Linked DNA regions of Homo sapiens: regions 1 and 3 are each linked to region 2. The links are chromatin loops, found by intact Hi-C in ENCODE. Cell type or tissue: heart left ventricle. All regions are shown on one strand. Each heading gives the region's core, and the rest is flanking DNA. Links, peaks and the distances in the headings are about the cores only.

Region 1 (8,399 bases), core at 109-8,108, 880 kb before region 2:
TGACTGCTCAGTATAGGGTTGGGAAATGCCTCCAAGCAGAGGAACCCATTCTGGAAGCCACTCTAACTGCTCTCATCCTCAGCATAGATGTAGAAACACAGGCCTGCAAGTGTCTCCTATCAATTAGACATTCAGAACGGAGAAGGGCTGTCTAAATGCATGGGGGTGAGGAAGCTGCAGGGCTTTATGCCTTATTAATTGGACATTGCTATTTAAACTCTTGAAGACTCCAAATGGTTTTGGCATGTGGTCAGAACCATAAAATAAATGGACTCAATAAGTGAAAAGGAATACTCTGAGCTAGGCCATTTCCTGTTCCTCCCTAGAATCCTAAACTGTGTCTGGTACCAGAATTTCAAGCTCAAATCTCAGCTGAATACTCAGCAAGCCGTTAAGTGCTGCTGCAACTGTAATTGAGACTTTTCTTCTTCTCCTTTTAGTTCTGGCCTCTTCAAGAGGTGGTGGCGTGAATAAATAACCACCTTTATTTTAAATTGGCCAATGAGTCTACTTCCGTCGAAAGAAATTGCCCAGCAAAATAAAGCCTCACTTGATTTGTACGTGTGTGGGTGGTGGGGGTTGGTGGAGGGAGTATTTCATTAAGTCATAGTGCCTCTTCTTCCATTTGAATGAGTTCTTCCATGCAAATTATCCTGAAAAGAAGTCTACTTCTGGCACTAAGCATGGAAGAGGGTCTATTTCCAGAAAAGAAGGTGGCAGGACAGACCAGAGTAGGTTCCCATCTGTCTTTGCTTCTTTAAGAATCAAGACGGTCTTCTGAAAACAGACTGCTTCATCCCATGAAAATGAGCAGAGAGTCTGGTGATAAAGCAGACACCCTGCCATCGGCATCATCCTGATGAACACTGCATTGCTATTTCATTAATCTCTCACTTCCATGCTTCTCTACCTGTTTTCAGCGCTGTTCATGTCTCCTCACAGTGTGTCAACACAGTGGAAGGAAATAGAGTGTTGGAGCCATCAACACTCTCACTTTCCCTCCTCATCCTTGTCGAGCAGATTATGCTTTTGTAACTGGTCACAGGTAGCAGGCCAAGAGAGACCTTCTTGAGGGACTGCTGTTTAGGGTGTTAAGAGATAAGCCAACGCGGTCTGTTGGGAAAAGCTGGGGATAGGCGCACTCCTCTACCAAGTCCAGTACAGGAGTTCCTTCAAAGAGGCTCTGCTAAGGGAGCGTAAAAGAGGGGGAAAGGAGCCATCCTTTTTGGCCACGGACTCTGTACCAGATGTTCCCTTTTAAGAGTTTCACATACATTATCACACTTAAACCTCACAGCAGCAGTTTGAGGGAGATCTGACTGCTCCCATTTTATACATAAGGACACTGAGGCTTAGAATCTTAAATGATGTGCTTAAGGTACATGCTATGGACTCGAAAGTTGAAAACTACGCCTGTATATGCCCAAAGTCCTTGGCAGTTTCTGCCAAAGGCTCTTTGTGCCACTTCATGTGAATAATAAAACACTCTGACACACCCCTCCACCCCCACCCTATGCCTCCTATCTGCCTTGGTGTTTATGTCCATTGGCTCTCATCTAAGCATTTTGCATTGGGTGCTTTTTGGTGTCTCAGTTCTTACCCTGCAACTCTACTCATTGCCTTGGCTTTGGTAACCAATATTCATTTTCTTCCAAATAAAACCTAATCTTGGCTCCAAAACTCTATTTCCTTACACTGTTGGCACACTTTGAGGAGGCACGAGCAGCCCTGAAAAAAGGTAGGGAAGCATGCTGCAGAATTTCAAGCCTCTCTCTCTATTAGTTTATTAATTTAAGATAGAATTCAGTGTTAAGAGCATGGGCTTTCGGTTCACTCAGAAGTGGGTTCCAAGCCAGACATTTTCATTAGATGGGTCACTCTGAACAAGTTACTCATGCGCATCAGCCTCAGTATTCTCTTCTACAAAATGGGGATAGAGATGTGCTCCAACCAGATTTATTGTTAGGGTTACGTGACATAATGTATGAAAGCACTAAGCATAGAATAGAGTGCTTAGTGAGCACTTAATAAATGGAAGCTATTATTTACGGTAAATGTTTGAAATTAAATGGTCACCATATTTATTGTAGAGTTGATAAATGAAGCTCATATCCCAGGGAAGAAATGAAACAGTATTATCATAGCATACTTATTTACCTTCCCCCAGAATGCTGAGGTCCTTTCCTACCTCTTCGTGGAAATATTCCTTGCTCTGCAATTTTTCATGTCTTGCAAGCTTCAATCAATACAATTGATTTAATGATTAATTTATTGTGTTCCTCAGTAAAAGCCCAGCATCGACTTCTTAAAATGGAATCTTATCGCATTTTAGACAAACAAAACTAATTGGCGACAATCATTTAAAGGGGAAGCACAAAACATTCTATACACACACACACAAAGTCAAAGCAAATAATGAGAAAAAAAGCTTGTATTATTTTAAGAATGCAAAAGTAGAGGATGAGTTGAAGTGTTCAGGCTTTCTGATTTGCTGAGCTCAAAAGATCATTTGGGCCAATTATGCTTATCTGTGAACTGACATTATTCATGACCTTTACATCCTGCCCTCTCTAAAACGACTTCAGGATTTTTTTTTCTGCTAGTAGTATGAGGAACAGTTGTGCTCTTCATTGCCTCATGGTTTGTTTTTATCTCAGACTAACCATGAGGCCTCCATCCTTCCCACTGGCATGTAGAAGATGTAGAGACAATCCTTGTATTGCATTTCTAGTTATGCATGTTTTAGATTGTTTCATTTCAAATGTGTGGGGTTTTTTTATTTCTACCATTTTGTTTCTCCTTGCTTCATCTTGCCCACCAAATTATAAAATGGATTACCTAGTGGAACTTCAAAGCATCTTTTTAGTTGCCTGTGTATATTTGGAACAAGGTAAGGGATAAATAAATACAGAAGTTAGGGGAAAAAAAAGTCTAGTTTCTTGTTCTCCTGTGCCACAGCCTAGTTTTGTAGTTGGCTACTTGCATAGTATTTGCCTTCTGTAGAGAGCTAATAGACTCTACCAGCAGCTCCCCACCCTGGTGGTTGGTTCTTTCTTTGCTGTCCTATCCTCTCAGGTGCCTTCCTTAGAAAGTCTGAGAAGGCTGGTGAGCCTCCAACCTGTGGGAGGTGGTTAAGGGAGGGCCTCGGGAGGCTGACTTGGCCACATGGTGTCAGTCTTGCAGCACTGATGTGAGAATTCTGGGACTTGTCTTTGGCAGCAAGAAATGTTCCATGCTTCCCCCATACAACTCTCACGTGAACCAGGATGAAATAGCATTTGTTAGAGGTTTTGTCTGCTCCAGGGGGAAGGGATAGGAGCTCTCTTTGAGATATATATATATATATATATATATATATATATATATATATATACTTTCCTAGCTGAGCTGTGTGTATGGTAACTTTTACACAATGGAAGGAACAGTAATTTTAAAAAATAATTTTCTTCACCAGGAGCCTTCTTGGCAAGATTGTCCACCCAGCACCACACTGAGTGAGCCTGCTGAGGCAGCCAAGTATCCTGGTGAAATCCTGGGCTTTGGAGCCTGACAGACCTGTGTTTGCATTCTCATTCTCCTAGCCCTGCACCCTGGCTAGCTGTGTGACCTCAAGCAATTTTTAAACTTTCTGTGCCTCAGTTTCTTCGTCTCCAAAATACCATTTATAATACCCATTTCAGAGGAATGCTGTGAGAATTAGGTTGGGTTGGCTTATAGAGCACAAGCTTACCATAGGTGCTCAGTGAATGAGAGTTATCAATAAAATGTGAGCTGCTCTCTATTTTACGTTTAAAATATATCTTCTACATTTTTTCCACAGAAACCAGTCAGAGAGGGAGAGAGAGAGAAAGCACTACAGTGGGGAGTGTGTGTGTATGTGTTTGTGTGTGTGTTGCTCAAGTGATGTGTACAGGAAGTAAAATCCTCCTAATATATTACATGTGACAGCTGCTGAACCTGTATCCTAACATCTCTTTCCCTGCCCAATAGTTCCATGACTCTCTCCTAGTGACAATGAACATTTCTACGATGCTTACTAATGACAGACAGCACAACACAGAGCATGAAACAGCCTCTCCCCAGGAACAGAGCTCAGCAACCCTATGCTCTAGCATCATCTGCACCAATTCTTTGATGTTCTCAGTGCTGGAGACAGCCTACTCAAAGGAATGCAGGGTTTGGAGTCAAGGAGTCAAGTGTAGGTAGGAATTTCAGCTCCCAGACTTAACTAGCTGTGTAAGCTTGAGTAACCATTTACTCCATCAAAGTTTCACTTTTATAATTTGTAAAAATAAGAATAATGCCACCTAATTATTAATGTTGTTTTTTATTGGGGGTTAAATAAGACAGCACAAGTGAAAGCTCTGAAGACGAAGGAAATGCCAAGTCCCTGGTAAATATTTCCTGTTCACTTTTAGATGAAGGCTCTCAGGACTGCCCAATCTGATGGAAGAAATTGCCTTCCTAGACTTGCCAGCATCTCTGGGAACTGTCTTGAACTCCATATCAGAGATATGTAGAGGAGGAAACACACAAGTTCTCTTTCAAACACATTAAGTTGGAGGTGTCTGTTGAATCGGTAGGTGGAGATGTCTTCTGGGTTGGATATACAGGTCTATAGCTTTGGAAGAACTCTGGGTGGAGATTAGGAAGTCGTCTGAATTGAATGAATTTCACTCAAGCAAATAACTTTCTTCCAGGTATTCCCAGTCCCACTTCCCTTCGTCAACTCAATTTAACACATGCCGACTGTTAGGCCCTATTTTCTTTCAGAGAATCTTAGGCTAGCTGGAAATACTGTTCTTCCACTTGGCTCATCCACTCTTGCTTGGACTCCTTCCATTCCTGCCCAGGTATTACAGAATATAGAATCCACGTGGAACTATGAAATTCTGTTTTCTAAGCCATGGCTTCCTACCTTATAAAATTCAGTGTTTCAGATTGATAGTCTCTAGGTTGACCTATGATATGACACTGTTGTAGAATCCTAGAGGGTTGCTGATTACCAGTAACAAACATCCTCTTTTAAGTATTGGAAACTGAGGCCCAGAAGAGCATCTAAGTGATTTTCTCCATCACTGCGAAACTCAGAGCCATCACATCAGTCTGCCTCCTTACTTATAATGTGGTAGGTTATGATCTAGATGGTAGTTCAATTACTTAAGGGGTCAAGGATTAAAGTGTGGCCCTTCTCATGAACCAGCTGTTTAAAGGATTGAAAGGGAACTCTCCAAAGACCTCAACACATAGAACCCTTCATTAATATGAATTATTGTTGACATAGACTTAGACTTGTCATGGGTTAGAAAAAACTCTGGCCATCAAATAAAATGATGAACTGATATGAACTGATAAAACAGTATTCCTCTAAAGGTAAGAGTCAGATGGACCGAAGCTAAGAGTCAGATGGACCGAAGCATCCTATATGCTGGTCCAGTCTTGGCCAATATTTCCCAGTGTGATTATGGAACATGAGTCCCTTGGGGTGCTCAGTTAGAGAAAAAAAGAAAAAAAGCTTTGGAAGAGCTAAATATTCTCTCTCATGTCCTTAAAGGTTCACGGTGAAACAGTATATTAAAAGCTTTAGTTCTAAAGAAATCTGCTCAGAGTTTGTACTCAGTTCAACTCCAGTCTCCCGAATCATAACTAACCATAGAACCTAAAATAAAGCATACATTAGCATCCCATAGAGCAAGTGTTTTTGTGAAATATCTTACCCACTTTGAAATTTCTGATATAAGCACAATTTTGGGTACTTGGTTGGTTTTTAATCTTTCATTTTTGCAAAAATCCAATGACGTGGACATTGTTTATAATGTTAAATGTTACATTGTTTAAAATGTTAAATGTTATAATCATTTTGTGATGAGGAAATGGGACTCAGAAAGGTGTGGGAACTTTGTGAGGCTCACATCATCAATATGCTCTGCTTTTTGCCCTGCTTTTCATTTTATGTTGTTTATAATTTTTCATATATCTATGATGTATCCTTCTTCTGTGTCTTTTTTCATAATAATCTCTATGCCTGGAATTTGAGACTCACCATTCCTGGCTGATCTGTCTTCTTTACCTTTTAAGATGTAGGTCAGCAACCATCTTGGCTGCATTAAGTGTTCCTTCTCCATGACCCCAGAGAAAGCTCTTTATCACTATCTTAATATTGCTCAATTTATTTTGAAAGTTACCATTTATGTGCCATCTTTTCCCAATAACTTATAGGGTCCTTAAGAGCAGATACTGTGTCTTCATTCTTCTTTGTGTACCTCCTCACATGCACAGTACTTATCTTATAATAAATACATGTATATTAAAATTCCCGTAGTAGTGGCTCAGAGTCTCTCTTTTATACTGAATTGAACTGAACTGAACTGCAGCCAGTTCTCCATAACTTCAAAACCCCAAACACTTATCATTATACCACACTGCATTCCATTCCAGCCATAAAAGTTCTATTACATTTTGGCCCAAATAACCAATGGACCTATTTTTGGTCCCATGGTAGCTGGGAATTCTGTGGAGAATTGCAGCAAACAAATTTGGGAGGAGAATGGACACCTAAACTCAAACTTATATTACAGCAAAGACGGCATTAGCAATCTATACATAAATCCCTTAGTACAGGGCCAGGAACAAAGGAATCTCTCAGTAAACATTAGCTATTATACAAGCTGTTAGAATTTCAGAGAATGAGTTCACTCATTGTCAGTAATACTTTTGTTTTCATAATGCCTTGAGTTAAAGATGAGATTCCAGCATTTTTGTAATTGAGTACTTTTGCTGGGTAGATCCAACCTGAAAATTAAGATTCCAGTATAGAGCAGGTGTAGGTAAGTCAGAAGCCACTGGCAAGGCATTCTGGCAGAACAGGTTTGTTTCTCTCAGAGTGAGCTATCTACCCACAATGGACACTATTATCTACAATGGGGGTGTCATCAGGACTCAGACAGAAGAGCTCTGCCTGGAAGCCAAATCTCCCTCCCTTGGCCAGGTGCGATGGCTTACACTTGTAATTCCAGCTCTTTGGGAGGCCGAGGCTGGCGGATCACGAAGTCAGGAGATCGAGACCATCATGGTTAACATGATGAAACCCTGTCTCTACTAAAAATACAAAAAATTTGCCAGGTGTGGTGGCATGCAACTGTAGTCCCAGCTACTTGGGAGGCTGAGGCAGGAGAATCACTTGAACCCAGGAGGTGGAGGTTGCAGTGAGCCGAGATTGCACCACTGCACTCCAGCCTCGGTAACAGAGCGAGACTCCGTCTCAAAAAAAAAAAAAAAATCTCCCTTCCTTCCCCACTGCCACTCACATTTAGCACCACCTACCCATTTAACAAGGCTCTGAAGCTTAAGTGTGCCTGTATTTTTTGAAATTTTGTCATTTTAATTCTTTAAGAAGAGATTTATAGGGTTTTACTGTTTGTGTTACTACCTGTTACTTTCTCTTTCTCTCCTAGTGAAGTTTTCGAGGCATCTCTTCTTTCCCCGTCTCCTCGCTCCCCATATCTGACACTAAACCCTGAAGGTTATTATTTATAAATAGCCCCCATTTTCAGTCTCTGGTCTATTCACAACCTCATATGCTCTGAAACATTTGAATAGGCTCTTGACTTGTCTTCCTATCCCTGGTCTCTATCGGGGAACCTGCCCCCGATAGTCATGTAGGTTCTTTTCTATTTTCCCTAAGCATCAGCTGGGTTGATAAATAAAGGGACAGAGTACAAAAGAGAGAAATTTTAAAGCTGGGTGTCCGGGGGAGACATCACATGTCAGTAGGTTCCATGATGCCCCCTGAGCCATAAAACCAGCAAGTTTTTATTAGGGATTTCAAAAGGGGAGGGAGTGTACAAATAGGGTGTGGGTCACAGAGATCACATACTTCACAAGGTAATAGAATATCACAAGGCAAATGGAGGCAGGGTGAGATCACAGGACCACAGGACCGGGGCGAAATTAAAATTGCTAATGAAGTTTTGGGCACCATTGTCATTGATAACATCTTATCAGGAGACAGGGTTTGAGAGCAACTGGTCTGACCAAAATTTATTAGGCAGCAATTTCCTCATCCTAAGAAGCCTGGGAGTGCTATGGGAGACTTATTTCATCCCTACAGTCTCAACCATAGAATATGGCCACACCGTAGCGGGGCATTTTAGAGGCCCACCCTCAGGGGTGCATTCTCTTTCTCAGGGATGTTCCTTGCTGACAAAAAGAATTCAGCGATATTTCTCCCATTTGCTTTTGAAAGAAGAGAAATATGGCTCTGTTCTGCCTGGCTCACCGGCGGTCAGAGTTTAAGGTTATCTCTCTTGTTCCCTGAACATTGCTGTTATCCTGTTCTTTTTTCAAGGTGCCCAGATTTCATATTGTTCAAATACACATGCTCTACAATTTGTGCAGTT
Region 2 (8,399 bases), core at 256-8,255:
GGTGATTCAAGACTGATCTTAGTTCCTGTGGGGCCTCTCTATTTCTGGTTCACCCACACTCCCAGGGTTCAGACCTTCCCAGCGTTGTAACTCAGGCCTCCCAACCTGAGCAGGCACTGATGTTTAATTTCTGTTCCCCAACCTTAATCCTTAGCCACTCTCTCTAGAATGGGCAAATAACCCTAGTGGAAATTAGGCCCAAATGCTCTAGATACTGGCCACATAATTCTTCCCTACCTTGCTAGTTCTCCAATGCCTTAAGGCGGATGTTTTTATATTCTTATCAGCTTTTCTCATTGTCCTCAGGGGGATGATCAGTCCAAATTACCTTGTCACCATTACTAGATAGATGTACACTCTGCTCTGTTGATTTTGTTTTTAATATACAGTCATGCATTGCTTAACAATGGGGATACAATCTGAGAAATGCATCACTAGGCAATTTTGTCATTGTGTGAACATCATAGAGTGTACTTGCACAAACATAGATGGTAGAGCCTACCACACACCTAGGCTATATGGTATAGCCTATTGCTCCTAGGTTATAAACCTGGACAGCATGTTACTGTACTGAATAGAAAATTGTAACACAGTGGTAATTATTTGTGTTTCCAAACATAGAAAAGGTAATGCATTGTGCGAGGATGTTAGGACAGCTATGGCATCACTAGGCAATAGGAATTTTTCAGCTCTGTTATCATCTTATGGGACCACTATCATATATGCAGTCATTAGGCAATGCATGACTGTAAATAATTTTACACTATGTTCTTATTATGTTTTCTTATTATGATTGCTTCCTTATTATGAAAGTTAGACATTCCCACTTTTAGAAATTTAGCAAATACATGGCCGGGCATGGTGGCTAACATCTGTAATCCCAGCACTTTGGGAGGCCAAGGCAGGCAGATCACTTGAGCTCAGGAGTTCGAGACCAGCCTGGACAACATGATGAAACCCCATCTCTACTAAAAATACAAAAATGAGCCAGGTGTGGTGGCATGCGCCTATAGTCCCAGCTACTTGGGAGGCTGAGACAGAAGAATTGCTTGAACCAGGGAGGCAGAGGTTGTAGTGAGCTGAGATTGTGCCACTGTACTCCAGCCTGGGCAACAGAGCAAGACTTCGTCTCAAAAATAAAATAAAATAAAATAAAATAAAAATTTAGAAAATATAAACATGGAAAGGAAGAAAATAGAAATCACTTATAATTCCACTTTTCTAAAATATATTTCCTACTGGTCTATTTTGTATGTATATATACAAACATTTTTAACAAAAATGAGATCATGCGGTACTTACTACTTTATAATGTAATTTATTCATTTAATATATCAGAGTATCTTGATGGTTGCATGGTTTTCCAAGGTATGTATATACCACAATTCACTTAAACAATTATTGAATATCAGAATTTTTCCAATATTCAACATTATAAAACCATTGTCACAAACATTATTTTGCTAAATATTTGAACAGTTCATGATTATTTCCTTAGGATTAACTCCTAAAAGTAGAACAGATAATCAGAAGATATAAGGCATTATATATACTGACAAGTTACCCTCCAGAAGAGGATTACCAATGTACATTTCTACTAGCAGTGTTAGAGAGTGATATTGTTCCCTTCCGACAACCAGATTGGAGCTACTAAGCAATTAGTCGCATACCAACATAAATGAGATTTACCATCTTAAAACAATTTTAAAAGGATTTTTAAAGTTTTCTGTCCTGGATTTTGCCATGATTGTAACTGATTTCTCCCTTAATAAGGAAAATAAGCCATCAGCTCAGAGACCAGAGGGATTTAGGAGCTTAGCAATAAACCATCAACCATTTCCTCTACTGGGAGTCTGTATAAAAGTTGGTTTATTGTCATGGAATATGATGCAGCCATAAAAACAAATGAGATGGCACTCAACTCACAGAAAGTAATCTCTAATGATGGGCTTTCCAACGCTATATGGCCCCTATACTAAGGAAGTAGCTGGCATCTCTCATTTTATGCCCCCATACATCTACCCAAACTGAGGAAAGAGAAATTCTACAATATCAATATGGAGAAGGAAGGCTATGGTTCTCTGTGTACTTTATAAAGAGTATTTTGTTCTATGCTCATTATTGTATATCCTGGGAAGCCTAATTTTAGTTTTATTTGAAGATGAAGAAAGAGAAACATTAAGCCACACATGCTTTTCATTTTTTGTACAAATTTATGGTGTATGTGTGCAATTTTTTTGTTTTTCTGTTGGTTTTGTTTTGCTTTGTTTTGTTTTTTTTGAGATGGAGTCTCACTCTGTTGCCCAGGCTGTAGTGCAGTGACACGATATTGACTCACTGCAACTTCTGTCTGCTGGGTTCAAGCGATTCTCCTGCCTCAACCTCCAGAGTATCTGAGATTACAGGTGCCTGCCACCACGTCTGGCTAATTCTTGTATTTTTAGTAGAGATGGGGTTTCACCATGATGGCCAGGCTGGTCTAAAACTCTTGGCCTCAGTGATCTGTTAGTCTTGGCCTCCCAAAGTGCTGGGATTATCGGTGTGAGCCATGGTGCCCAGCTGCAACTTTGTTACATGCATAGATTGCAATGTGGTCAAGTCAGGGCATTTAGGCTATCAATCACCCGAATAATGTATATTGTATGCATTAACTAATTTCTTATCACCCCCCCCCCTTATTCTCTCACCTGTCTGAGTATCCACTGTCCATCATTCCACTCTGTATGTCTATGTGTACACATTTTTAACACTCACTTATGAATGAGAACATACAATATTTGACACACATGCCTTCTAAACTAGGTATTGATGAAATAAAAACTTAGTTTCAAAGGCTTATTTTTCTTGGTGTATTCACTGTTGTGGAATTACCCTGTGGAAATAGCAGATAGCTGCTTCTGGAATGTATCGTGACATAAACCGATAAATTCAGCAAAGACATCTACCTGTCAACTGACTTTTATACTCCAATTATGTTATTTTAGTTTTATTTCTAAATATTATTAGACAATAATTAGAAATATTAAATTATTGGCCGGGCGCGGTGGCTCACACCTGTAATCCCAGCACTTTGGGAGGAGGGCGGATCACAAGGTCAGGAGATCGAGACCATCCTGGCTAACACAGTGAAACCCCGTCTCTACTAAAAATAGAAAAAATTAGCCGCGGGTGCTGGTGGGCGCCTGTAGTCCCAGCTACACAGGAGGCTGAGGCAGGAGAATGGCGTGAGCCCGAGAGTCGGAGCTTGCAGTGAGCCGAGATCACACTACTGCACTCCAGCCTGGGCGACAGAGCGAGACTCCTTCTCAAAAAAAAAAAAAAAAAAAGAAAAGAAAAGAAATATTAAATTATTAAGGCCCTGGTTTAATCCATGAGACAGTAGATTACAGCGGTAAATAGCATGAGCTCTGGGGTCAGACCGTAGGAGTTTGGGAAAGTGACTTCTAGACAACTTTGAGCAAATTACTTAGCATCTCTATGTCTGGGCTTCCTAATCTGGAGAATGAGGATGACAGTGGTACACATTTCAGATGGTTGCTTTGAGGATTAAATGAGATAATACCTGTAAAGTTTAGAACAATGCCAGGCACATGGTAAGGCTTGGAGTTAGTTATTGTAGAAGGGGCTCTATAAATAAATGTTTAATTGAAAAAAATCAACAGTCCAACTGGGGGTGGCAGTTAACCACTCTTACCCCAAAATGGAAACCTCTTGCTATTGGAATAACTTTCCAGAATAAAATATATGAAAGAAAACTTGATGAAATACAGGCATTAAATGTTATCACATAACCATCCGTAAATTCTGGGTTTCCACAAAGCAGTTCTTCCGAATCATAATTAAGGGTTTGAAAGTCAAATGATTTAACTGCTAGTTTTAATTACCTCTTGGTGAACTTTAGTGTGTTAGAATTGTCACAACTTTCCTTGAGGATTACTCTGAAGTCAAGCAATACAGTGGGAAATTATTAACTCCTACTTTGGTACAGCAATTATCTGCATTACAAGGTTTATGCAATTAGCTGTTTAAGATGTCATTATATTTTGCCATCTGGTACACAGGAGTTTATGCATATGAACAGGCACGTGTTGAAGTGATTTTCACTATATGACTTGTTCTCAACCCAAGTCATCGCTCTAATGAGGGGAAGTTGCCGTGCACCGTACATTAGTGGCAGGTGCACACTATCAAGCTTCATTTTCATCGAAGACCTTCATTTTTCCATTTTAAAGTATTCTGCACAAGTGCTGGAAAATTAATTAGTCGTTCTCAATTGAACAACGCCTGCAGACGTGTTCTTTAGCAGTTAGGCGGGGGCACGGCTTCAGGTAGGGGCCACTCCTCCTCCTCACCCGGACGGCTGCAAGGAACCCTCATTCTGTGCAAAGCCAGGGCGCAATCCTGTGCAGTAAACCTCCCCTCGCGAAGAGGGAAGCGGGGTTCGCTGTTGCACCCCAGGCCGAGCGCCCTAGGGGAGAGGGCGCCGCAGCGAGTCCCGAGATCCGAGCCCGGCCTCGACGCCGGAGCGCTCCCGGAGCTGGTCCTTGCCCGAAGCGCATTAAAACGGCGCCCTCTGGTGTCAGCTCGCGGCGGCCGGGTAAAAGCAGTGGCGCTGGGGGTAGAGTTCTACTCGCCACCCTGTTCGCAAACTGAAAGATCCCCGAGTTTAGAAAGTGTCTTGCCGCTCTGCGGACGCTGTGTCCGCGGCCCCGCTGTCGCGCAGAGCTGGGCTGCGATCAGAAAGTCCGGCTCCCCTGGCCCCAGACAGTGGCTCCCGGGGGAACCAGCGTGGAGGGTGAGGAGGGACCTGGCCTTCGAAGGCAGGAAGGACAGAACCCCCAAGCCACGACGGCAGCGGGGCGCGGGGACGGCCGGGCTCCAGCCACAGAGGCCCGAACTCGGCCCGCACTGCCCGGCGGCAGGCCGCGAAGGAGCCCCGGGTAGTGGGGGCGGCAGGAAGGAGAGGCGCGCAGGGCCTTCGGGGCCTCCCCAAGCCCCGGGCTCCCGTCTGGGCTTTGTGGGTTGGCGGTGTCTGAATCGCCGACGGGCCGAGCCGTGCCGGGAAGGCGCGCGGCCCCGCGCGGGCACCTGGCCGAGGCCGCCCCGCGCTGCCATTGAAATGTGACACTGATGAACGAGCTAGGCCCGCGGCTTTCTTTGGGAGAGTTGGAAGTCGCCAGCCGCGAGATCTGGGGCTCTCAGGTTCCCTGGGAAACGTTCTCCCCGCACCCCACTGCCTCCACCTTCGGCACTATTGCTATCCTCTCCCATTTCCCCCCAACACACACACACACACACACACACACACACACACACACACACCCCTCACGCGTTTTCGAGTGCCAGACCAAGAGTCTTAAGTTCAGCTCCAGGAAGACAGGGTAGTGGCGGGAAAGAACATTCTGACGACGGGGAAGTTTGAGTTGGTTGGGGCTGAGTCAATAAAGTCGCCCCTTGAGCCTTTTGTTTTGAGGCTTTGATTGCAACGGCGCCTTTCGCCTTTTATATTTGGGGCCTGGTGGGTGACAGTGAGGGGACAGAGGAAGGGGACGAAGCACGTGGAACCTGGCCCCTTTTGGGATGTTTCTGCACCAGCTTTTGTTGGGGGAGAGGATGGGAAGGGAAGGAGGGAGAGTGGGTGCCTTACAGGCAACCAGCAAGGATTTCTTGAGAGACAACAACGTGCGGAGCACTGAATCAGGCACCAGCAGCGCTTATTGAGAATGAGAATAGGATCTTGCAAGCTGATTAGCGAGAGAAAAATTCAAAAAAGGGACAAATTGGTTAGATTAAGTATCCAAATAGATGCAGCAAAGCTGAGTAAACAAATCAAGGATGGGTATTGGAATTGGCTAGTGGAGTCTCAGAGCATCTGTGTGTGGACATCTCCGTGAGTCCATTGCAGTTCAGAGGTTGTTCTATGTAGGCTCAGCCTAGAAAACAGATACTTAATAAAGTTCGAGATGACGTTGTCAAAAAAAAAGAGCCAATCATTCCGGTTGGAAGATAAAGTTGGACAAGTAAATCAAGCCCAGACTGAGAAGGCTGAGGGGCCCAGAATCTAACGGATAATCTACTGGCTTTGGGGCCAGACTAGCACAGAAGCAGCCCTATCCAAGCCTCTTAGGAATTGTAACTATGAGTCTCTGTTTCCCTCCGTGAAATGGGGATAATTATGCCTTGGTATTGTGAGGATTACACAGGGTTAAATGAGACAATGTCCTTGGGCCTAAATACTTTTGGTATTGATATAACCCCTCCTTCTCTTTCAACCATTTCAGAATCGTTCCCATGATCCCTAGGCTCTGGGCATCTTCAGGAGTTCTTCAAATAAATATGTGACTATGCCCATCTTGTTTATGTTCAGTCAGCTCTGTTGCCTCAGACACTCAGCAGTCCATGTTTTACTGATACCTTTTGGAGCCTCTAAATTATTTGAAAACACTGAGTTTTTACTACAGGCTTCGGTAATTGACTTTCGGAGTAACCGGCCCATGAGACTGGTCCATTTAATGTCAATAATAAGTAATATCAGTTTATTAGACTCTCACCAGTGGCCCTTACTGAACATTCCATCCTCCATGATCAAGAGCAGCAGTTCAGCTTCTTAAGCAAATCTTATTCCTGTCTGTTGTAAAAAGTCATTTCACTGTAATAAGTATCTGCTTTCCCAAAGCTGAAACTACACAGAACAGCCTGTGCCCTGCAATTGACTCAGGGAGATACCCACATTCTGAAGTACTGAGACTGGGACTTGGGAAGGTCAATGCTCTGATTCAACACAGGTGATATGAAGAACAGTAATGAGTTTCAAAGTGGCCTATAGGCCTGGTGCGGTGGCTGACACCTGTAATCCCAGCACATTGGGAGGCCAAGGCAGGTGAATGGTCATAAGTTCGAGACTAGCCTGGCCAACATGGTGAAATCCTGTCTCTACCAAAAATACAAAAATTAGCCGGGCGTAGTGGTACATGCCTATAATCCCAGCTACTCGGGAGGCTGAGTGAGGCAGGAGAATTGCTTGAACCCAGCAGGCAGAGGTTGCATCGAGCTGAGATCACACCACTGCACTCCAGCCTGGGTGACAGAGCGAGACTCTGTGTCAAAATAAATAAATGACCAAAGTGGCCTATAGACTGGATCACAGCTCTGCCCTTTATTTACCAAAAAAAAGCCCTGGATTGCTCATTTTTGGGAAATGGTACCAAAAAGAAGTAGCTAAGGTTTCCAGAAATATACCTATCCAATCCACACTCTTACACCAATCAATGTGTGTTTCCATGACATGGAAGTCCTAAAGTCTGTTCTCAAGTCACCCTAGCTATGTGAAGATGATGAAATGAGAAACATTAAAATTCTAGAATGAAGATAGTAATTTCAGGAAGAAAATTTATCAGCTTAATGTTTGAGCTAGGGTATATGTTCTTTGAACATTATCCTCATGATTTTATTATAACGAAACTAAGGCATGAACTTGAAAAATGGGAGAATGGGAGAAAATTTTACCCTAAAACTAATAATGCAAATGTTGGGAGAAATACTCTTGTATTTCTCCATATTTCTGCTAGCACCTAGCACCTAGAACAGTGTAGAATATACAAAATACATTCCATTAATATGTGTTGGTTTCAACTGGTTTTTCTTTACAAAGCCCCCTTATCTAATTACCAACTGGTCCCCAAAAGCTAACAATCTAACCACCCAACCTTACATTTGGTAACTTTATAGTGTTAGTTACACAGTAGGGTTTTCCTGCTAACGAATCCTCTGTGGCATCTGTTTCAAAATGAAAATCTATTATATTATTAGAAACACTCTCAGTGTAAAGAAACCAGAGATGAATTGCCAAAGTCTGAGCTCACGATATTGTGTTGGCAAGCAAAAGCATCATGGCTGGACCCAGTGGGAGAAAGAAGATGGAATGCACACCTTTACATCCAATGCCCAACTCAAACCCTTCTATCAGTAACTCCACACCTTTTGATGAGTTCAGTTGTTTTGGGGGATGGAAAGGCGTTTTCTGGTTAGGAATGATGAACGGGTTGGTTTGCTACTTAGGTAAGTAAGAAGAAGGGGAACTAATGAGTAATTGTTGCACAATGACAAAACAACACTCCTGAAAGAAGCATAATTTGCTTCCCTGAACAATCCAGTCCTTTCATCATAAAATGTTCCTATTACATGGATACAGACCAGCAAAAACATTTGCTATACAAAAACACCTATTGTAAATAATTTCCATAACCAGATCGACAAAGCTCTATGACTATAGTTTAGATGCCAGGATTTGACAATAGCTAGATTATACTAAACTTTTCATTGTAATGTATACACTAAAATGACATTTGGTCAGTTTGGTCATAAAATAAATATAAATTATTGATATTTATAAAATTACA
Region 3 (8,399 bases), core at 139-8,138, 180 kb before region 2:
AACAGAAAATGCAGAGAAAGTAAAAGTCAAAGAATTTCTAAATGGAAATGAGGCACAAGATCTGCCGCCAAGAAGAAAACTGATTCTTTGCAGGACATTGTGGGTGAGTTTCTGCCAAAAATAAATTATCAATATTTTCCTTGCACAATACAGATAGATTGATTGAGCAATAAATATATATCCATATCTACATATATGTATATATACCAGATCAAAAATCTGAGCAATCTCTGGGCAAATTAATAAAATAGATGGGGCTGTCTGGACCCTCTGGCATTTTCTTCAATTCTGCCCTTTTCAGCTTTGCAGCATTCACTTCTGCCATACGGTGAGAAAAGCATGCCAGGTGACCTGGAATGCTGGTTTCTTTAAGTCACCACACTCACACCCAGTAATGACATGTACCTGTGCAGAGGATTTTGCTGCCTTCATCAAAAAAGGATAAATCTCCCACCAGAGACCTTCACACTTTAGAGCTTTAGAGGAACTAGACTTTCTATCCTTTTGTGTTGATTCTTCTTTTTATCCCAATACTTAACGTGTGAATACATCCTGACTCGAAGGTTTAGATGGTGATGGCCTGAACACCATCTTAGGATTTTCCACCTGATTAAGGTTAGAGGAAAGATCTAGGTGTTAATAGTAGTTAATGCCTCTTAATACAGCTTTTATTTTCTGTTCTATTTTTTTCTTTCTTTTTAATCTTGGATACCCATTGCTCTAAACTGAACATTTCTGCAGCTTCAGCAACAGGGTACATTTCTAATTTCATGTTTTCCATGAGCCTGGTGATTCAAGGCCATACATATCTGTTAAGCTCAACATTCAACTCTACATAAGAAATAAAAAATATCCAAGGCAGGAAGATCACTTGAGACCAGGGGTTCAAGACCAGCCTGGGTAACAAAGCAAGCCCCCGTCTCTCTAAAAAAAAAAATCAATTAGCCAGGTGTGGTGGTGCACAACTGTGGTCCCAGCTACTTGGGAGGCTGAGGTAGGAACATCAGTCAAGCCCAGGAGTTCGAGGCCACTGTACTCCAGCCTGGGTGACAGATAAATCTTATCTCCAAAAAAATGAATAAAAAATAAAAATTGTCTTCTGAGAACAAGCTGGTTGGAATAGCAAAAGCATAGGCTTTTCATTATATGGACATAGGGTTGAATCTTGGCTCTTGTTCTTTAGCATGTGTCTTTAGCCAAGACTCTTACCTTTTTGACCCTGATCTGCAAGTTAAAAATCGTAATAACAACCTCCTATGGTTGTTGTGAAGGTTAAACAACATATCATACCCAAAAGTGTGTTTAAAAACTGTATGACATGTAACAGGTGCTAAATCCTGTTACTTCTCTCCTTTTTTGGTTCAGGAGGCAACACCAGAGTGGTGAAGCTCTGAAGTCATCATTCCAAGGCTTGAATCCTCCTTCCATCACTAACTCTGGAGCCCTAAGCAAGTCACTTTACCTCTTGGAGTCTGTTATCCTGTTTGTAAAATGGAGTTAATAATAGGTTCTACCTCATAAGGACTCACATGGAAAAACACACACACACACACACACACACACACACACACACACACACAAAGATCTTAGAACAGTGCCTGGCCAAGAGGAAACACTCAGTATACGTGAGCTGTTACATACGAAATCAAATTGCTCTTCCCCTAGACTTTCAAATTTCCAATGGTCCTAGAAACAGAGCTTGAAAAGAAAGAGAAAATAAGTTTTAGTGCCTGAATCACATATGTTGCTATTAAATGGGTGAATAAATGAAAGAAAGACACATTTTCATCAAAGACAAATAATAATACAGTCAGTTGATGCAAAGTAGTACTAATGGATGGTGCATATAAGGAAGGCAGCAGGGCACCAAACGTGTTAGGGGTCACTGTGAGCTGGCGTCCTGAGGAGGGTGTTACCTTGGAAAGGGAGATCATGTCCCAGGAGGGCAATAGCTTGAGCCAAGGTAAAAGACAAGGCTGTGTAAATAGAAGGATGCAAATTTCAAAGTGGCTAATGTCCTGTGCCTTTTTATTCTCATTCTCCAACCACGTAGGGAGCCCCTACTCTGCCCAGCACTGTGCTTGGCCTTACAGCTACTCAGATGAGCAAGATACAGTCCCTGCCCTTAAGAATCTCAAGGTCCTTTGGGAGGCTGAGACGAGCAGATCACGAGGTCAGGAGATCGAGACCGTCCTGGCTAACACGGTGAAACCCTGTCTCTACTAAAAATAAAAATAAAATAAAATAAAATAAATTAGCCGGGCATGGTGGCAGGCTCCTGTAGTCCCAGCTACTCAGGAGATTAAGGCAGGAAAATGGCATGAACCCAGGAGGCGAAGCTTGCAGTGAGCCGAGATTGGGGCACTGCACTCCAGCCTGGGCGACAGAGCAAGACTCTGTCTCAAAAAAAAAAAAAAGATCTCAAGGTCTAGGAGGGAAAACAGACTAGCAGGCAGATGATTCCAGAAGAGGGTGCTAATAGCTGCAGTGGAGCAAGGCACAGGTTATTATGGAAGAACAGAGGGAAGGGATCCAACTGACCCTCACAGCACAGGAGCAGAAGGGGGAAGAAAGAGGGCTTCCCTCAACAGGGGAATAATAGTAACAAGACATCAATAACAGCACAATAACTTCAGTTGAGAACTCATTACATATCAGGGACTATGTACCCTATGCATTTCTTTGCTTCTAACTACACTACACACACACATGCACACACACAAGCGCACATTTAACTATTATTATCTTCATTTTCCTGATTATGATAGGACACAGAATCAGAGTGGTTAAGTAACCTGGGAGAGGTCACACAGTAACCAAGAGAGCCTGGATATGGACAACTAGATTGCAGAAGCAGTGCTCTCAATCTCTCTACGACCCAGCCTCTGAAAATCATGAATATTTCAAATCATATCTCCTTTTAGCAATATATAACAGAAACCAAAACCTCTCCTTGGCGTTGCTATTGTACACGTGTTGACAGCAGAGTCTTCGAGGCCTTTATCGGAATGCACTGCAGCAATGACACAGATGGAAATTCACCATCCTCTGAGTTTTCTTGGGTTCTTCCCATTCAGCAAAAGGGGATAGCTTATTTAGGGGAGCACTGGCCATGATGACCTGAATGAGGCTGGAAAGTGACTTGCACTTTGCCTGAGGCTGCATGTTATAAGGAGACAATTCCCTTTCTAATGCTTCCCCATTGTTACTCAGGAAATAGTCCTCATCACCTGACTCCCTATCTAGGGGGATTCCCACTTCTTATAAAATATACCGAAAGGAAATAAGAAAGGCCAAATTTTGATGGGCTTATTTATTGATGAGAGCGCTGTTTTTGCCTTGGATTCATTCATGCGCAGTGGGAAGAAGTATTCAAATGACAAGAGTTAAATTCAAAACATGTAGCCGCTTTCTGTTACATTTTTTTTCTAACTGAAGGCAAACCATTTAGATGTTTGTTTCCAAAAAGGCATCTGTCAGCAATCAAAGGGGAAAAATGCATAAAGCAAATGCAATTGTTTGGAGTAGCATTTCCTGGATCATGTTAAATGCTTGAATTGCTCCCCATTATGCTCACCAAATAATTTTATTTCCCACAATAATTGCAATATTTAACATGTTTTATTTAATCTTTTTTAAAGGCTATTAACAAAGGGCCACACTGTGAAAAGATTGATTGCTGCATGGGAAGGACAGCTTCCACCAGCCTCTTAGAGAACAATGATAAAGTTAAATGCACCTAATTGTTCTGGATTTAAAATACTATTATCCAATAATATTTATCATTTTTTTGTTCAAACTATGTGCCCTCTCCTGCAAAATCTTCCCGGCTATTCTATCATTCACAGAGTGAAATCTGGACTCCAGTTTACCTTGTGCTCCATTCATTCATAAATAATGGGCATGCATAGGGTGTTCTGAGTCTCAAAAATGCAGCGACTCAGACAAGAAACAGCTCCAACTTCAGAGGTTGCTGCAGGATAAACTCAGAAACTGTAAAGCTGTGGACCCACAAGTCCAAGATGTCCATGTGCCTGTATACCCTGGGAGAAAGCAGAGGAGACCCTAAAACAGGGAAATTTTGTTTTGTCTGCTTGTCAGAGGCAAGTAGGAATGGATGAAGTAGAATCAGAGGTTGGTTGATTCAAAGACAGAATGCTACTTCATTTCTTTTCTTCTTCTTTTTTTTTTTCCTCCTTTTTTTGTTTGGTTGATGATATTTTACATTTTATGTAGAATTTCCAACTTTTTTCCTTATCTTTCTCTAAATGATAAACTTAAGAAAGACTAAGTAATTTTAATGATGCTGCAGTTACATATGGCAATAAATGTTTTCATTGGCAAGCTCAGGGCAAGTTTCTGGTAGTATGTCCATTGTATTCATTGGACACAAGCTAACAACATTTCCTGTGCTACTGCAGACTCTTCTTCTGAAAAGACAGGTGACACCAAGGTAATAAAGTATACAAAGATACTTCCTAAGAGTGATGACAATATTTACATTTGATAATAATTCTGGCTATCGCCTCTCACCCCAATTTTATTAGAAGAAATCCCATTACAATAAGGAATGAAAAAGAAAAAAAATGCCATATTTGTTGTATTTGTAGTTCATTCCTAGAAGCAGTCTGTGCATCATGCTTTAAGTTAGAAATATTTTTGGTGCAACACGATAAAATTTGCTTTAATACAGTTATTTTTGTCAAAACAGCATGCTAAATGGTTAAAATAATACCTACTAAGGAAGAGATCAGAAATAGGAAAGAAAAATGCACCAAATTTACCTCTTTGGAACTTAAAATATGCTCTGAATGAGTTTATCTAAATATTATTCAGTCCAAAATATGACCAGAACCAAAAATCCACTGGATAATTAGGCAGTAAATGCACAACTTTTTAAATAATCACAGTTCAACAGCCCTGAGAAATAGTGATGGACAATTCTCCCATATTCTGGAGTACATATATTGAAGGCCCATAGCGGAGAAAACTGTAGGTTCTTGGAGATCAAAGGATCGCTTATATTCAGAAAAAATTAGGATGTGTTTGGTGCACATCCACGAAAATTAGGACGTGTTTGGTACCCTGATAAAGGTATTTCTACAGTTCCTAGTGTCACACAATTTGAAAGAATATAACGAATACAAGTCATTCTCTCTGCTTCTTTCTCCCTCTTAGTCCTAAGTAACATTACTTGAAATGCAGCAACTGTCTGGACTTTTTCTCACTTTAAAAAAAATTATTTTTACAACCATTCTTATTGGTAGGTCCATATTGTGGTTTACTTTTCCATACTAAAGAGAGGATGTGTGGTTAAAAACCCCTGTGAAGAAGATGGCTAGGTTATAGTAAGGAAATCAGAAGTGACTTTCTCTGATTAAGGAAGAGCTCATGTCAAGTTTAGCCTGAATTGTGCTAAACCGAATTGATAATGACTGATTGCTTTGTTTACAAAGAATGGAAAAGTCCAAAATTAATGTATTTAAAAAGACACCAAAAAACATCGGTGGTGCCTAGCCCAGCATAGGTTAGAACTTGTAAAATATCAGTAATGTATTTATTTACTCACATAAATCATACATCTAAACACAATGCCAGCCAAACCAAAAATCAAGAGACTTGAATGCTGCCATCTCTTGTTTATCTTCCTTCATGACTAAATTAACTAATGAGTTAATTTTCAAAAAATAAAGTAAGGAAAGAGAAATATTTTTTCCTGGAAATTTTTTTTTTAACTCCTTGGAAAACCTGTTCAGTTGTTCCCAGATTTAGTTTGAGACTTTTCCAACAGAGATGTGTAAGACAGCAAAACTGAACTAAACATTTTTGTAAATGCACGGCTCACGTTCTTGAGAAAAGTGGCTGTGAAAAACAGATACTGAATCAGACTTAAAGTCAAAGAAGGGGGGGTGAATAGGGGGGAAAAAGCCCAAAACATTGCATGATAGTCTCTAAGCAGTTCCATCTGTCAAGCAGAAATTTTAGGCTAATAGCCTGTGGCGATCTCCCTCCGCAGTCCACTACCTGCCTTTGTCCTATTAAATCTCTTTATTCTCCTTAAAAAAAAAAAAAAAAAAAAGAGGGGGGGATTGGTTATTGGAAGGAAAGGAAAAACCCCGCAGACCAAAATCATCTGAGTGATGAAGCCCTAATTTTAACTACCTCCCTTTGATGTGTAGCAGTGGGCTCTTGTTTTTTTAAAAAGGAGAGAGGAGAAGACAGTGCTAGGAGCAGAAGACTTTTCATCTCCACTTCACCTTGCCACTGGGTCTGTGAGAGATTGGTTCATTGTCAAGGAGATTTTTTTTTTTACCCATGATTCCATATGGTATGGACCGGACTACATGTTGCCCCACATGCCACTGCAAATGTTTTCTCAATTAGGTGTCTTATCTCCCGTGAGTTAGCATCAGATGAAGCTTGCTGACAGCGTAATGGCAGGGAAAGCTTCCGACGGCTCCATCAAATGGCAGCTCTGCTACGACATCTCGGCCAGAACTTGGTGGATGGTGAGTTGGCAGCCGGGGCTGCTTTTTTTTTTTTTTTTTTTTTCCTTTTCTACTTTCCCTCCCTCTTTGACAAAATGTCCCAGACCTCACATTCATCAAACTCACATTTGATTTTTTTCACACTATTCAGTGAGGCAGCCTCACACTGCTGCCTCTTGCCATCCTCTCTCTGCCACTCTGCGACTTGAGTTCCCAGGAATGCTTGCCCTCATTTTCCATGGGACAGTATTTGGGGTTTTCTATTTTTTTTTAATTCTTTTTTAAAGAGTATCAGTTGTAAGGTGGAGGTGGATATTTTAGCCAAGTCAGTATTGGGGGAAAAAGTGAAACATTCGTCCCAGCCCTCAGGTTTTGCCCCCTCTCTCCAGTTTCACATCCCCCTTACTTTTGTTTTCAGGGACTATGGGGTGTATGGTTTTCTCTGGCTGTGGCATTTTCTGAGGACGCGTGTTGGGCACTAGGGAGAAGCAACCTCTGAGTGAATTCTAGTCCTGGCCAATTAACTGGATTGCCTAAAGTCACCTGTGAGAGAACTCTGGGTCCCCACTCCCTATTTTCCATCAGGGTCCCACAGCTCTCATCTAACTTTTCTCCGTTTATGTCAGAGCAGGTTTTCTGTCTCTTAGGCACTCTAGCTCTGAGTGGAAAAGACCCACACACTCTATCTTTTAGTTACTCTGGATATAAATAAAGTTTGAATAAAGTTCTGCCATGCAGCAGCAGAATGAGTTAACTCACATGTCATGGTCAACCAGGACAGACAACCTTTGACATTTTGGATCTATAAGAGGTAGAGTGAGTTGTGAGGATGCACAATAGCTCATTGTCACAGGAGATGCAAGTCCCGTGAGGAAGAGAGTCCTCAAATCATTACTGCCCTCGTTAGGGTGGTGTCCGTTAAGGATTAATTTGTTAGCAGTGCATTTCTAGTTTTCCGTAATTATTATTCTTGCGGCAAGCGTGAATTCTTCCAGGGAGTGAAAAAAAAGTTTGCTGCCAGGACAATGAATGTATTATCCGTTCCTAACTGGACCGTGAACTTCAGCTCATTTCACATAGATATCAGTTTAAGAAAAAAACAGAGAGAGAGAGAGAGAGAGAGAGATGTTGAAGGGGGAGACTGGCGAATGGAATTACAAAACAGGGCATGGTCGGTTTCACTGTATGATCTGCAGAAAGAGTTCTCTTTTCCCCTTCCTGGACCAATGGTGGTATCATTTTGGCAAGTTTTAGGAATTCGGAGGACTGAGAGACTGTTAAAAGTGAGCTACCGCAGGATTCTATCCGGCTGCTTCTTGGGATGCAGTATGTCCATCCTAAGGACTGTTGAGTTAAAGTGGTTGTGGGTATGTGTGTACATGTGTGTTTTAACTTGTAATTTCTTAACTAGACATTAGAAACTTTACCAGTAATTTCAGGACAATGTTGCATGCAGCTTTTGGCTAATTAGACTAACAGTAGACTATCCACTTTGACCCTGAACTTTTGTTCAGGGCACTTATTTTCCCATTAGAGTTCTTGCCAGCAAGAACAAGGTTTACTTGTGTATGCTATGATGTTACCTATTGCTTCACTTTATACAGCTTGTTAAACATTAGAAATGAATATACTGATTGGTTTAGCAATGATTTTCTAAGTTGTAAGCTTTTTTTGAAAAAACTGCACGCTGATGTCATATTCTGGGTGAAACATTTTACTTCCTTGTATTTCAACAGCTCATAGATTTTATAGACTGTTACTTTTTATGGCAAATTGTGTCATCTCTCTCTTTTTTTTTTCTTGCAAAGATCACCAAATGCTTCTCTTTTTTTAACTTGGAAAACTGTAATTTCTTTTTTGTAAAGTTTACTTGGAAGTTGCTTTTCATTTAAAATTATTTTACAGATGTTT

Evidence for each region. A loop is a pair of places that touch in the nucleus more often than their neighbours do. Peaks named below come from ENCODE experiments on the same cell type or tissue, not always from the same donor. Only the 100,000 strongest peaks of a DNase experiment are listed, where the experiment ranks them.
Region 1: a loop joins it to region 2, with 10 times the contacts of the local background. A loop is called at or near these places in 17 of 110 quality-filtered maps.
Region 3: it touches region 2 in a loop (5-fold over the local background); 14 of 110 quality-filtered maps call a loop at or near these places.

Annotation. Positions count from the first base shown.
Region 1 is chr1:60,153,897-60,162,295 of GRCh38, forward strand. The region is part of intron 1 of LINC02778 (long intergenic non-protein coding RNA 2778); the gene reads left to right. LOC107984963 (a long non-coding RNA gene) reads left to right here. Exons shown (of 3, transcript XR_001738092.1): 3 at 4,419-4,909. Among named protein-coding and RNA genes, the nearest start is that of LINC02778, 43 kb to the left of the region's middle. In heart left ventricle, for the core only: a CTCF peak has its summit at 3,142 (motif pointing right); no DNase peak of the experiment used is centred there.
Region 2 is chr1:61,038,550-61,046,948 of GRCh38, forward strand. No RefSeq gene overlaps it. Among named protein-coding and RNA genes, the nearest start is that of NFIA, 40 kb to the right of the region's middle. In heart left ventricle, for the core only: CTCF peaks have their summits at 4,587 (motif pointing left) and 4,792; a DNase peak (open chromatin) is centred at 4,552; H3K4me3 peaks cover 1,115 bases; H3K27ac peaks cover 513 bases.
Region 3 is chr1:60,858,958-60,867,356 of GRCh38, forward strand. No RefSeq gene overlaps it. Among named protein-coding and RNA genes, the nearest start is that of NFIA-AS2, 110 kb to the right of the region's middle. In heart left ventricle, for the core only: no CTCF peak of the experiment used is centred there; no DNase peak of the experiment used is centred there; H3K4me3 peaks cover 1,193 bases.